Regions from separate parts of the Homo sapiens genome. Here regions 2 and 3 are each linked to region 1. The links are chromatin contacts, found by Hi-C or POLR2A ChIA-PET in ENCODE. All regions are on one chromosome and are shown on one strand. Each heading gives the region's core, a stretch centred on a gene start or an enhancer-like site at or near the end of the contact. The rest is flanking DNA. Distances are from core to core; before and after follow the strand shown. Region 1 overlaps ACSL3 (acyl-CoA synthetase long chain family member 3). Region 2 overlaps WDFY1 (WD repeat and FYVE domain containing 1). Region 3 holds the start of AP1S3 (adaptor related protein complex 1 subunit sigma 3).

Region 1 (4,633 bases), core at 1,513-4,012:
TGGGGAAGGCATACATACAGCCCTCCTAATAAACCCTCATCCTGTGCCACTCTCTTATACCTTTTGTATTCTTAATATGATTATGGTCATGAAGAAAAATCAAAGTGAATGATTTACTTCTACATGTTTCATGATAAAATACAAACCCTTTACAAAGAAATACTGATAGATATAAGCCACATAAACAAACATTCTGGAGTTCTCAATAATTTATTTCAGAACATAAAGAGGTCCTGAAACCAGAAAGTTTGAGAACTACTGCCTTAATCAACATGAGAAAAATCATACAGGTGAGAAATCCTGTGAACATAAAGTATCTAAAATCTCTAAAGACTGCTCCTCCTTTGTTCAACATGTGAGAGTTCATGTAAGTTAAAAAACCAAAAACCTACGAATATAAAGAAGGAGGGGAAATCTTAAGCAAAAAGCGTCGTTTAGTAACCAGTAAAGAATTAATACTGGAGAAACTCCACAAATGTGGTCAATGTGGAGAATTTTTCCCTTGTAGCTCGCCTGGATTAAACACGAAAGAACTCACACTGGGAAGAAACCTACAAAGGCAGACGGTGTGGGAAAACCTGTAGCTATAGCTCTTCGCTCTCTCAACATGAGAGGGTACATTCCAGAGAGAAAAACTGTAAGTGCACTAACATGGAAAAACTTTCAGCATCAAAACATTCATATGGGAGACAAACCTTGTTTCTATAAAAGTAATCCACGCAGAAAAGTCACTTTTTTATAGAACAAAAAACCCACACAGAACAACCTTTCTTCAGAAACAAATGAGAATGAATCTAAGAAAAAAATCACCAAATGCAGGAAGTTGCTTTTGAATGAATCCCACCAAAGGGAACACAATTCAAAATCACTAAATAAAGACACTAATGGGGAAGGGTTTGCTGAAAAGCATTTTGGAAAATCCAAACCAGAAATAGGCATGTAACATTAGAGGATACGTATGCACTGTTATAATAATTTCGTTAACACTTCAAATTCACTCAAAACCAGTTACTGAACACCTCCTCTGGGGGCCATGCATGCACCATGTTAAGGCATCTGGTTTACAGAGGCGATTCTGAAATGGACAGGCCCTTGCAGACTATATGCTTGCATGTGGACCAACTAATTAGGAGGAAATCAGAGGCAGATTTTATCAGATTGAAGATAATGTTATTACATAAATCAGACTATAGATCTGCATATAACCGGTTTCACGTTATGCCATAAAAACCATTCCATGACACTATAGACCAGCCTCATCCTAAAATCATTTGCATATTTGGTGTGGTAGAAATATTGTTACCAATGTTTAAAAGAATAACCTGAGCAAAGTTAATGAGGAGAAATTAGGCACAACTGTCTAAGTTAATGCAAAACACACAAAGATGCCAAATGTTTATGTAAAGAAAGCTTTAACTGGTTTTGTTACAGGATTACACACAGAGACAAAAGTATGCTATGATAAAGTTACATATACCCACAAATATTGACTGGCAGTCAAAGATGGGGTGGGTGAGGGAGGTTAGTTTCTGAAACACAGCATGATACAACTCTTCCTCCCACAATTATTGGATTAAATGTTGGCACAAAGTTTAGATATTTCTGCCACATTGTAGATTCTACCCCATTAATTTTGATGCCAAATTTCAATTTACCACCTCTATTCAAGATTTTATGCTGTATGAATATTTTGGAATTTAAAATGCTGACAGTATATCTTCTGGGCAGTCAGAACCAAAAAGGAGGAATGGAAAGGAGGAATTCGGGAAGGGTTAGGGGAAAGTTAGAATATAAAAAGGCTAGGAAATAGATTATTAACAGAATTTCTAGAATAAAAAGTTTTCCTTTGGTTAGGTTGTTAGGTCAGGATGGAAAATTCCCCAAACTCCTTCTTCAAGTATTTCAGGAATGTCAATGAAAGTTTCACTTTTACAGGAACAGCTTTTCTTAAAAACCAAAACCAAAAAAAAAAAAAAAAAAAGCCAATATATTAAGAGCTTTAATATCAGAAACTTCAACTTTTATAGATCTTTATTCTTCAAACTTTATGTCAAATTACAAATAAATAGTCCATACCATGTAGCTCTTTATGATACACGTCTTCAGGCAGAAAACAGCAACAACCAAGAACACATCGGAAATGAACTCACAGTAAATAACCAATTTTAAGTAGAGAAAGGATATATGACATTTCAGTGTGGTCCAATATGTACACTGTTTAAAAGCGGATCCCCCTGTAAAACATCACAGATGTACATAATTCTTATGGGAAAAAAAGAGCCCACACATCAGAGATTTTTAAAAGTTTTTTCAAAGTTGTATCACAGGGACTGGTTGTTTAAAAATGGCAAAATCTTGAGTATTTTAGCAGCAAACAAGTAAGTTATTCCAGGTTAATCTATTTTTAAACGTTGCTGAAAAAGTTGCAAGCTTTAGAGAACATTATAAATATCAAATCCACTACTGAAAAGCAAAGTAGTATTTAGAAAGTAGATACTACTTTCAGGTTTGTTCTGTGTCAGCAAAAACTTTTTCATGAAGTTTCTGCTAAGAAGGATGTCAGTGGAGGAGCAGTGGGGAAATAAATGGAGGTGGCCACCAGTCTTGGCTCTAAGTTGCTAAACTTACTGGAACATGTAATGCTTACGAATTCTTCATAGAGCTTAGTTTATTCCCAGTAAACAATAGTTCTTAAGAACCATTCTTTTAGATCTGTATCTTATTGTCAGATATTTGTATTAGATTTAGCAATTTGAAATTCCTTAAAATTTTGCTCCCCAAATATCTCCTGGTTAAACCAGTATTTCTTATATGAGTCATAATTGAGTGGTTTTTTCATTGAACAGTTTTTTCCTCTTGAAAGGGTAATTTTAGAGGATATTATTTTTTAAGTCACTAAAGATAGTTTTGCTTACAGACAAATTTGTTTAAAAGGGGACTCTACTTAATTTCACTTTCTACTGTGGCATTTGACACCTGGCATCTGACATTTTAGGACTGAAAGGAATTATAAACTTCATATGAGAAAACAAACGAAACTAAATAGAGTTTAAGCCTGCCTCATTAGATGGTTCCATCAGTGATCAGCTACATAATTCATCTGACACTATTTCAAGTCACAATTATCAGTATCTCTCCTTTGAAGCATTCACACTTTTTTCCTAGATACAATCTCCTTTTTTTAATCATCTGAAAGCAAACAATTATTCTAAAGACAAGGCATCAGAAACAAATTCTCTCCGCCCACTGAGATTTAATTTTTAGATCACAGCATCCTCATATAGAAGTTCCATTCAATATTTTTACTTCTTCTTGGCAGTTATCCCAAACATTAATATTTAATTATGAAAAGAGAAAAGCATTCAAAACATAATACAAATATACAATACAAGAAAAGTTGAAAACAAAAAACACTGTATTGCAATGTCTCCACATACGATGTTTGTGATGCAACCAAACACACACTACACAGTCCTGGCTGCTCCTAACACTCCCCTTACTTTACACAGACCTAGGTTCATCTTTTTTTTTGTTTTTGTTTTTTTTTTTTTTGATTTTTGCCTTTTGATGCCTACAGTAACTGAGAATCAACAAAGTAACTAGTCTGACATGAAAAATGTGGTGCCTATGATTTAAGTCCTGATTTGAGCACATCTTAATTGGTGCACTATTGCTTTTGATAATCCAGATATAACAACAGACAAGCAGTAATAAATGAAGAGACTATGTATCACACAAGCAAGGTTTCTGAATTACAAATAACTTCAACAATGACATCAAAACCTATGAATTAAATCTTAACTCACGCGGTTATAAAGTTAAATTCTCATGTGTCTTAGTGAGAATGCTATCATCAAATACATTCTAAATTCTTTCATTTTTTAGTGTACAAAGGTTATGGGAGAAAGGATAAGGTGCTTTTTAAATAAGCTACCACTGACTCACACACATCCATACACGCATCAGTGCAAACTAGGAAAAACACTAATTTTAAAATGAAATAATGATTATCTAGACTAAAAGGAGACTTTGAGATAGAATAATTTTCCATGACTAATTTGTTTACAAATATAGATAACTCAATGTACATATAGTCAACGAAATATTCAAAGAATAACTTTATATACTCTTGTTCTTTAAATTCTATCCTCTCTTTCAGAATTCTTCCATTTAAGTTTGGGTATTTTCCTAGTTTCAACAGATGAACAGAAGACTTCATTGAACATTTTGACAGTAAGCTACTAGAGACCAATTATCAACTGGTGCTACACATGCTGTGTTATCTCCCTTACTATTAAACTATAACCCTCTCTTGCTATTTTGTTTCATGCATCACCAACCAAACTTCATTTTTTCTAATAAAAAATAAATATATAAAGAAGACACTGACAGGCATATATTCACAAGATCTCAACTTCTTAAAACATAAGTATGGGTATATTTATTTCTCTCAAATGCATACAAGACAATAATTACACAGCAACAAATCTTTTGTTCAACAATGATTTGATTCATAAGCATTTGAAATTTACATAATTTCATATCAATACCCTTGTATTTTTAAATACAGTAAGTAAAAAAGCCCCCAAATAACCAATTCTTATATTTCCTATTTATCCCTCTATACATCCAA
Region 2 (4,633 bases), core at 447-2,946, 950 kb before region 1:
GAGTTCGAGACCAGCCTGGCCAACACAGCAAAACTGCCTCTCTACTAAGAATACAAAAATTAGCCAGGCATGGTGGCGCATACCTGTAATTCCACCCCTAGCTACTCGGAAGGCTGAGGCAGGAGAATCACTTGAACCTGGGGGGCAGAGGTTGCAGTGAGCCGAGATTACAGCACTACACTCCTGCCTGGGTGACAGAGTGAGACTCTGTCTCAAAAAAATAGAAATAAAAATAAAATAAGTTATTGTGCTGGGAAGACCTTTAAAATTACTTCTAACTGGTAAAAACCTTTTGGAAGAATTGTTGTTATTACTTTAAAAAAATTTGTCAGTTTCTAAGCCCCTGAGCAAGACCTGATAAATACAATTAGAAGAAATGTGTGGGCTGGTTCAGCCTCTGCTTGGGAAACATACCCTGTGTAGGGACTGAGGGAAAAGAATTACTGGGTGGAATTTCATTTCTGTAGTGCAGTGGGTTGGTGAAGCTCTGTGGAGGGGTTTTTAAAGTCCATTGATTGTATTGAGTGACTCGCCACATACACATGTGTAATAAAGAGGTTTCATTAGATGCTGTATTGGGCCATTCTTGCATTGCAGTAAAGAAATATCTAAGACTGGGTAATTTATAAAGAAAAGAGGTTTAATTGGTTCGTGGATCTACAGGCTGTACAGGAAGCATGGTGCCGGCATGCTTCTGGTGAGGGCCTTAGGAAGCTTACAGTCATAGCAGAAGGTGAGGTGTGAACAGGCACATCACATGACAAAAGCAGGAGTGGGGGTGTGGGGGTGCCACACACTTTTAAACAACCATATCTCAAGGGAGCTCATTTACTGACTCAAGGAGAGCACCAAGGGGATGGCACTAAACCATTCGTGAGAAATCCACCCCCATGAGCCAACTACCAAGCCCCACCTGCAACATTGGGGATTACAGTTTAACATGAAATTTAGAGGCTGGGCCCGTTGGCTTACACCTGTAATCCCAGCACTTTGGGAGGCTGAGTTGGGCAGATCACTTGAGGTCAGGAGTTTGAGACCAGCCTGGCAACATGGCGAAACCCCATCTCTACTAAAAATACAAAAAACATTAGCTGGACGTTGGCAGGTGCCTGTAGTCCCAGCTACTCAGGGAGGCTGAGGCAGGAGAATCTCTTGAACCCGGGAGGCAGAGGTTGCAGTGAGCCAAGATCATGCCATTGCACTCCAACCTGGGTGACAGAGAGAGACTCCGTCTTAAAAAATATATATATATATATATATATATATATATATATATATATGCGAAATTTAGAGGGGACACATGTCTAAACTATGTCAGATGCTAAGCTGTAATGGATTGCAGTTTTCATACAGATCACAAGATCACATTCTGATATATGTCACAAAGTACAAGCTTTGAGGCCATCTGGTTTATGGAGAACTGGGGAGTTGCTGAAAGAATCAATGATGGACTTATTTATGACCATAGTAAGCGTTTCAGTTGTAACAAGTTATAATAAATGTACACTATGCTTTCTATGTAATCTATTTAGGTGAAATGGAGTATATCAAATCAAGGACCCTGTAGGGGAAAAGAAGAAAAGAGAACAGCAAGTTAAAATAGCTTTGGGCAGGAAAGCAGAGGCCCGTGAAGAAACCACTTTCTGTTTATGACTAATTCTCTCATGACCCCCAGGCTCGCCAGTTTTTTCAGGGTTGCTAAAGGCAGAATGGGTTCTAGTAACTACCAGAATGGGTACTGGTTTTCATGCTGAAAGACCGTATTTATCTGCTCTTAAGCCTCTAACTGAAATGGATGGCACATAGATTACACAGGGTCGAAAGTCATGTGAAAGTAACCCCTGAAGCCTTTGCAGAATATTTGTTTCTACTTTTGTTCTGTTTTTGGAAAGTGTATGTGATAAAGTAGTTTCTGTTTGCTTTTGAATATGGCATCATTAATTTTCTATATACCTACCAAAATTATTATTAGCTTGTGTGGCTGGTTCAGTTTTACTAAGTTGATTAATGTTTCTTCTAGACAAACAGCAGTCGATGAACAAGGAAAGGACCTACTGAAAGATATACCTGTAGAAAGAAAGATTTCCCCAAGGGTTTCAAATTTGATAAGTTAGCCAATATAAAGTATGAAATGTGAAGTTCAGATTTTTCACATAAATTACTTGGCATAATTATGTAGTGTACAACAGACTTTTTTCTGTGGTACTTAATGTAATTTGCTTAAACATAGACATCTTGGGGTAAAACACCTGCCATGTCCCAGAGACCCAGAATAATCTAGATTTTTTATCTTGTGTAGGTTGGACACAGTAAACTTTACTGGTTTTTGTCACTAAATATTAGTAGCAATTTTTTTCTTCATTCTGAACATTTTGTATGTAAGCTACTTTGTAATTTTTGTCACAGAAGAACGAAAAACTTCTTTAAAAATCTTTGTATTACAAGCAGTTTTTTTTTTTTTTTTTTTTTTTTTTTTGAGACAGAGTCTCACTCTGTCACCCAGGCTGGAGCGCAGTGGTGCTATCTTGGCTCACTGCAACTTCCACCTCCTGGGTTCAAGCAATTCTCCCACCTTAGCCTCCCGAGTAGCTGGGATTACAGGCGCCTGCCACCATGCCTGGCTAATTTGTTTTTTTGGAGAGATAGGGTTTCACCATGTTGGCCAGGCCTAGTCTTGAACTCCTGGCTTCAAGTGATTCGCCCTCCTTGGCCTCCCAAAGTGCTGGGATTACAAGTGTGAGTCACCATGCCCGGCCCAAAGTAGTTTGATGCATAATTGAAAATTGTAATCTTATGACTGTGGATAATGGTGCTGTGTCTTCTGTATGACTCATGATAGCATGGTTGAATGACCCGTTGTACACCATGAAGATACCTTTTTGCTTAAAGACTCAGCTGCTCCTAGTTTGGTCTTCAGCTGTCAAATGTATACGTCCTGATGTAGAGTTATATTTTACTTCTCCCCTGCCTCCCTCTCTCTCTCTCTCTCACAAATCCCTAGGTAGTGTCGCCTGCCTCTGGTGGGACCCTATTCAGCGGTTACTCTTCTCAGGAGCATCTGACAACAGCATCATCATGTGGGACATCGGAGGAAGGAAAGGCCGGACGCTGTTACTTCAGGGCCATCAGTGCGTGACCACTTGTGGGGGTGGGGAAAGAATCCGAGTTAGTGGGGAGCTAGTGAAAGGCATTAATAGTCTGATACCACTTTCTGCAAACCCCACGTTCTAAGATGGCAATTATCATTGATAGGGCTCAGTTCACTTTTAACTGCTTTCTGTCAGCCCCGAGTGTCTGATGTTTAGTAGCAAAAAACTAAACAAAACAAACAAACAAACAAAAAAACAAATGCAGGGCTTTCTTCCTCCTTAGTCCAAAGAGCACTTGCCACTTTTTCTCTCAAGGAGTCACCCTGTTGAAATATCTGATTAAGGCAGGCATAGGATAGAGATGCAGGTGAGGACTTTGACCATGGAAGGTTGCATGTAACATGATACTAAGCTGTTGTTGAGCTGGGAGCCTAACTTGTTTTTTGTTCTTTGTTTTTTTATTCTAAAAGATATTAAATTAAGAAATGTTGTCTAGTTTGACAGTGGAATTCACCTGAGTGATACCATTGTATATTTAGGATCTTGCCCTGTAGCCCTGAAAGAAAAAGAAATACATCTTCACCTTGCTTTCTTTTCTTTCCTTTTTGGCTAGGCTGCAGCTGTTACTATAATCACAGTCAAGCTGAAAATTAGCTGAGGAAACATATTATACACAAGTATAACAGGCCAAGAGCTTGTTTCCTTGGGCATCCTAAGGGGTAGTATGACAGGCATGCAGGAGGGACAGAGGTCTTTACCCCATCTGTGTGTGTCTGTGTGTGTTTGTGTGTGCACACTAGTGATCTTTGTGGTGTTTGACTCCTTGTTCATATGAATTGTGGTCAGTAGGGGAGTTATACCTCCTTCGTTCTTGTTTCTGAACAAGTAGGTAAATCTTATGCATCTGAAAGGGAAATCATGTTGATTGGTCCCAAAAACCATAGCCCTCATCAAATCTCTGGCCTACAATTCTTAATGACCGATTTGAAAGTAGTCATATATTTTATAGAAAGTATCATTCTGTATTATGAGTTATAAAATGCCAAGTAAAGTTTATACTAGAATTCATTTTACCATGCTAAATAGTCAGTGGTAAAATACCACTTGCTGATTTTAATGAGGAGAGCAATTTGAGCCTAAATGAAGACAGTTCCTGTGTTTTTCCGCATGGAGACAAGTGACTGTTGTGTGTGCTGTTTGCAGTGACAAGGTGCAGTCGCTGTGCTACCTTCAGCTCACCAGGCAGCTCGTCTCCTGTTCCTCGGACGGCGGAATTGCAGTGTGGAACATGGATGTTAGCAGAGAAGAGGTAAGAGACAAGGGCAAGTCCAGGCTGATCGGGGGAGACCCCCAGGAACCTGGCTTCTTCTTGGCTTTTCACCCCGCAAGCTGTAAATGCTGGTCCAGGTGCAGACAGTCCCAGCTTCCCCTTCTGCTAATGGGTTATTTCTGACAAGGTCCTTTGTGTCATTTTGCATTGCTTCCTCTGCTCATTTGAGAGTTTCTACCAATGACATGCAGTATATACAATCAGCGTTTAGGCT
Region 3 (4,633 bases), core at 898-3,397, 890 kb before region 1:
GAACAGACCCTGGGGGAAGAACATAGGAGTTAAAAAGTAGCTGTCCTAGATTCACTTTTCTTTCAGGAAGCAAAATCATCCCATCGCCTGGGGTTTAACTGTTGTCAAATAGTCCTCTTCCAATGCCCCCGGCAGAATGCCACAAGTCCAGGTTTGAGAGCTTTGAGGCTGGAGGCTGTGGCTCTCCTGGGGGCTTGCAGTGATGCCCTAATGTAGAGAACACTCATTGCCTCTGGCCCCTGCCCACCTCTAGGCCTCCTGGCACTTAACTCACATAGAGGCCTTTTTTGAAGTGTTTCCAGAAGGACTTTTTTTTCTTCTTCTTCAGAGCGCTGGCTTCTCACATCCAAGTCTTCTGTCACCTCCCCAGGGGGCACTTACCTGACCACTCAGCTAAATCAATGTAGCTTCCCTGTGCCCATCCGAGGAACTCAAATATCTCCTTCTTAGCACTCATCTTAATTTCTTATATTTTATTTACTTGTTTATTATGTGTTGTCCCACAAGAGACGTAAGCTCCAGGAGACAGACCACCTGTTTGTTCCCAGCTGGGTCCCCCAGGCTCCTGTTGTAGGGCCTGGCCTAGAGTGATGAATATTTGCAGTGTGAATGCAGGGGTGGATGGAGTTTCCCATATTTTCAGTCACCTGGGTGGGCCTACATCCCTAGGAAGGTACACAACACATCCTGGGAAGGACTTTCACTGATTTGGGGTTCCAGGGACCACCCAGGAAATGACATTTTTTTTTTCAGACTGAGTCTCACTCTGTTACCTAGGCTGGATGATCTCAGCTCACTGCAACCTTTGTCTCCCGGGTTCAAGCGATTCTCTCCTGCCTCAGCCTCCCTAGTAGCTGGGACTACAGGCGTGTGCCACCACGCCCAGCTAAATTTTGTATTTTTAGTAGAGACGGCGTTTCACCATGTTGGCCAGGCTTGTCTCGAACTTCTGGTCTCAAGCGATCCGCCCACCTGGGCCTCCCAAAGTGTTGGGATTACAGGCATGAACCATCACGCCTGGCCCAGGAAATGATTCTTAACTTTTGCAGGGTCTAGGATCTCTTTAGCTATTTGATAAAACCAGTGGACTCCCTTTCTCAAAAACATGAATATGCATTAAAAACTCTGCTTACATCTAGTCTATCTGGTAAATATAATTAAAAGAAAAAAGAAAAAACTCTGTTTACAGCTTGGGGGTTTAGAGACTCTCAACGCCCTAGATTTAAGAAAAGTCAAGGGGAGGAGAGATTGGAGAACGAACTTTCTACACCACAACTTCTTAGGAGAGACTTCTTAAAAGGGGGTCGTGCTGCCGGGCGCAGTGGCTCATGCCTGTAATCCCAGCACTTTGGGAGGCCGAGGCGGGTGGATCACCCTGAACGCAGGAGGCGGAGGTTGCAGGGAGCCGAGATCGCCCCACTGCACTCCAGACGGGGCGACAGAGCGACACTCCGTCTCTAAATAAATAAATAAATAAATAAATAAATAAATAAATAAATAAATAAATGGGGGCCTGCTTAAAATGATCTTTGCCCTTAGACTGCAGAGCTTACTTTTTAAAAAGTGAAATGGGGGCAGAAGGGGATAAGAAAACGCTTCTAGTTCTTTCTCTTCCAACTGCTCCCTCCCTAGGAGGCTTAGGATAAGGCAGCCCCCGGCACTTTCTGCGAGTGTATCGGAAGTATCTTTGCCAGGTTTGATAAACGTTTGCGGAAGGAATACAGGACACACTCGCGCGGCAGAATCGCGAAAAGTCCCCGGTGTTCTCCGCGCAGGGAGTTCCCCGCGCAGGGAGTTCCTAGCGGGCCACGCGCTCTCGCCTGACCACCCGCGCCGAGCTGCGGGCTGTCGGGGTACAGACGCCCGCGCGCGCAGGTGCATTCGCTCCAGGTGCGGCCGGCTCGGGGCGGGAACAGCTGCAGCCGAGGCGGGGGCGGGGAGGGGGTACAGAGGAGAGGCAGAAAGGAGGGAAGAGGAGGAGGAGGAGGAGAAGGGAGGAGAAAGGGGAAAGGAAGAAAGAAGGAGAGCAGGAGGGCGAGGAGCGGGGGGAGCGGGGAGGAGGGCGCGGGGAGGAGGCAGCGGGGAGGAGCGTGCAGGGAGGAGGCAGCCGCGCTGGGAGGAGTCTGCACACTTTCAGTGCCAGGGCATTGTGGGAAGCAGCCATGGTCTAAGCCGGGCGCCTCACCTGTCAGCCGCACCGGCTCCAGCGCTCGCCTCTCGCCCTCGCTTCTCCAGCGCTCCTTGCTCGCAAGGCGGGGGAGGCGGCGGCCCAGCCACGATGGTGAGTGCGGGGGAACCGCCGGCCCGGGTAGGCGGTGGGGGCGCTCGCGCTCCGGGGAGGCACCTGGGGCGTCCGGGCCGGGCGCGCGGCCGGGTGGGGGTGCGGGCCGAGTCCCGCCTGGCCACCCGAACCGTGCGTCCCTGTGGCCCCGCTGCCCCAGACGGTGCGGACGCGCCAGGATCGCTTGCCCGGGATTCCTGCGGCAACGCGGCGCCGCGGCGCCGCGGCTCCATTCATTCATTCGATCCGCCTTAGCCGAGTGCTTAGTCTGTGCCGGGCTCGGTGCTGGGCGCTGGGGATGTCGCGGGGGACCAGGAGGAGCCCCTGTTCTCCAGGAAGCTTACCTTCCAGGAGGGGGATGCGGAGGGAGGGACACGTCCAATATACAAGTAAAATGAAGAGAACTTCTAAAGTAAGAAGCGCTGTAAAGTCTCAAATACAACCGGGTGGAGTGGCAACTTTTGATTTGGCAAAGCCTCTTCAAGGACATGACATTCTAGCTGCTGGAGGTCCTGGAGGGGCGCTACAGGTGGATTAGAGAGAGCAAAGCGGAGGGGAGAAGGCCTTGTTTGTGGCAGGAGAGGTGGGCTTCTGCCAGGTGAGGCGGGTTTTTATAGGCCAAAATAAGGAGTTTGGTTTTGGTTCCAACTGAGTAGGGGAAACCTCGGGGACGTTTTAGCAAGAAAACTGACCTTACCCGTTGTGCACTTTTGTTTTTTTGAGACTGATCTCGCTCTGTCGCCCAGGCTGAAGTGCAGTGGTGTGGTCTCGGCTCTGCCTCCCGGGTTCAAGCGATTCTCCTGCCTCAGCCTCCCGAGTAACGGGGATTACAGGCGTGTGCCACCACACCCAGCTAATTTTTGTATTTTTAGTAGAGACGGGGTTTCACCATGTTGGCCAGGCTGGTCTCGAACTCCTGACCTCAGGTGATCCGCCTGCCTCGGCCTCCCAAAGTGTAGGGATTACAGGGGTGAGCCACTGCACCCGGCATGGTGTGCAGTTTGGCTGTGGTTGGAGAATGGACTGGGGTGTGTAAGGGCAGGGGATAGGGGGTCAGGTTGGAAGCTGAGGCCGGCCGCAGCCCTGCTGATGAGAGATCTGGTGACCTGCACTTGGGTGGAAGCGATAGCTCAGGCTCCTCTTGCTCTTGCCTGCTGTTTAGGGGCAGCCTTTTAAGAGTGTGGTGGTCTGAACGTCACTAGTCCCACTTCCCCAAGTGTGTTACCACTTCCCAAATCCGCAGAAGGGAAGTGACCTGCACCCTGTGGGCCCACCGGAGGCAGGAGTGGGTGGGCCACGTGGGCTAAGAAAGTTGATCAACAAAGAGAGCCGGGGAGTGCTGAGCACCTGGCCAGCAAGACCGCAGTTGCTGGTTTCTGTTAAAGGTTTGGCTGCACACACTAGCGGCATCATTTTTGTCTGTTGAGGGTTCCTTGTAAATACAGCGTGATGCAAAAACAATGCTGTAAATAATGGAGCAGGTTTCTTGGCTTGCTCAAGTTTCCCAAGGAACAAGGTGACAGATGCCCAGTCCACCAGTGTAATTTGCCTAACAGAGGCTGGAATAAGGCCCTGCGTTTCTGAGTCATCAAAGGCTGCTTTTGTGCTGAGGAATGGGCCAAGGTTTGGTCTATAAGGAAAAGCTGCTCCTCTGGACAATACCTGTGGTGGAGTTTTATTTTTTCTTGCTGGTGTCATATGTGTGATGAGTTGATCAGAAATGTGGGAAGTTTCTCCAGCTTTTCTACCAGTTTTTGCTAAATGGGAAACATTATTATTATTTTTTTTTCTTCGAGACGGAATCTTGCTCTGTCACCCAGGCTGAAGTGCAGTGGCATGATCTTGGCTCACTGCAACCTCCATCTCCCGAGTTCAAGCAATTCTCCTGCCTCAGCCTCCTAAGTAGCTGGGATTACAGGCGCCCGCCACCACGCCTAGCTAATTTTTGTATTTTTAGTAGAGACGGGGTTTTGCCATGTTGGCCAGGCTGGTCTCAAACTCCTGACCTCGTGATCCACCTGCATCGGCCTCCCAAAGTGCTGGCATTACAGGCATGAGCCACCGCACCTGGCGGGGAAACATTAATGTTATTGGGCATTTGTGATAAGACAAGCAGGATGTCCTGCTCTTTATATTCACGATCTCATTCAATCCTTGCAACAAACAATTGAGGTTAAATCTGTTATGCTCATTGCATTTTAGCTACTCTGAGCTATTCTAGCAGTATGGCCTTGGACAATTCCTTGACCTCTCTGTCTCAGTTTGCCCATTTGAAAAATGGAGATAATATCTCCTAACTCATAAGGCAGAGGTTCTGAAAGTGTGACCTGGGTACCCCCAGCAGTCCCCAAG

The links. A loop is a pair of places that touch in the nucleus more often than their neighbours do. ChIA-PET counts read pairs that join two places held with the same protein, here RNA polymerase II (POLR2A). Pooled maps may share reads with other maps.
Region 2: a map with no recorded cell type shows a loop between it and region 1 (4-fold over the local background). The contact joins two enhancer-like sites. A Hi-C loop is called at or near these places in 2 of 37 single-sample maps with no recorded cell type and 1 of 50 pooled maps. POLR2A ChIA-PET finds 5 or more read pairs at or near these places in 1 of 52 experiments (T-cell).
Region 3: a loop to region 1 is called in a pooled map, with 2.3 times the contacts of the local background. The contact joins the promoter of AP1S3 here to the enhancer-like site in region 1. A Hi-C loop is called at or near these places in 1 of 50 pooled maps. POLR2A ChIA-PET finds 5 or more read pairs at or near these places in 3 of 52 experiments (AG04450, PC-9 and activated CD8-positive, alpha-beta memory T cell).

What each region holds. Positions count from the first base shown.
Region 1 is chr2:222,942,005-222,946,637 of GRCh38, reverse strand. ACSL3 (acyl-CoA synthetase long chain family member 3) reads right to left here. Exons shown (of 17, transcript NM_004457.5): 17 at 1,999-4,633. It also overlaps the pseudogene LOC100419511. Among named protein-coding and RNA genes, the nearest start is that of ACSL3-AS1, 25 kb to the right of the region's middle. RefSeq lists a silencer at 2,467-2,616. Within about 2 kb of position 2,762, at least 2 of the 41 ENCODE cell types and tissues checked have a DNase peak (open chromatin) inside an H3K27ac peak, as active enhancers do; they include PC-9, where a contact is called at or near this core.
Region 2 is chr2:223,893,999-223,898,631 of GRCh38, reverse strand. It overlaps WDFY1 (WD repeat and FYVE domain containing 1), which reads left to right. Exons shown (of 12, transcript NM_020830.5): 7 at 3,002-3,128; 8 at 4,293-4,398. Among named protein-coding and RNA genes, the nearest start is that of WDFY1, 49 kb to the left of the region's middle. RefSeq lists enhancers at 1,494-1,693, 1,814-1,873, 2,615-2,674, 2,685-2,834, 2,845-2,904. Within about 2 kb of position 1,696, at least 5 of the 41 ENCODE cell types and tissues checked have a DNase peak (open chromatin) inside an H3K27ac peak, as active enhancers do.
Region 3 is chr2:223,835,096-223,839,728 of GRCh38, reverse strand. AP1S3 (adaptor related protein complex 1 subunit sigma 3) reads left to right here and starts at 2,147. Exons shown (of 5, transcript NM_001039569.2): 1 at 2,147-2,281. The coding sequence starts at 2,279. RefSeq lists enhancers at 1,601-1,780, 2,651-2,740 and silencers at 1,951-2,080, 2,111-2,540.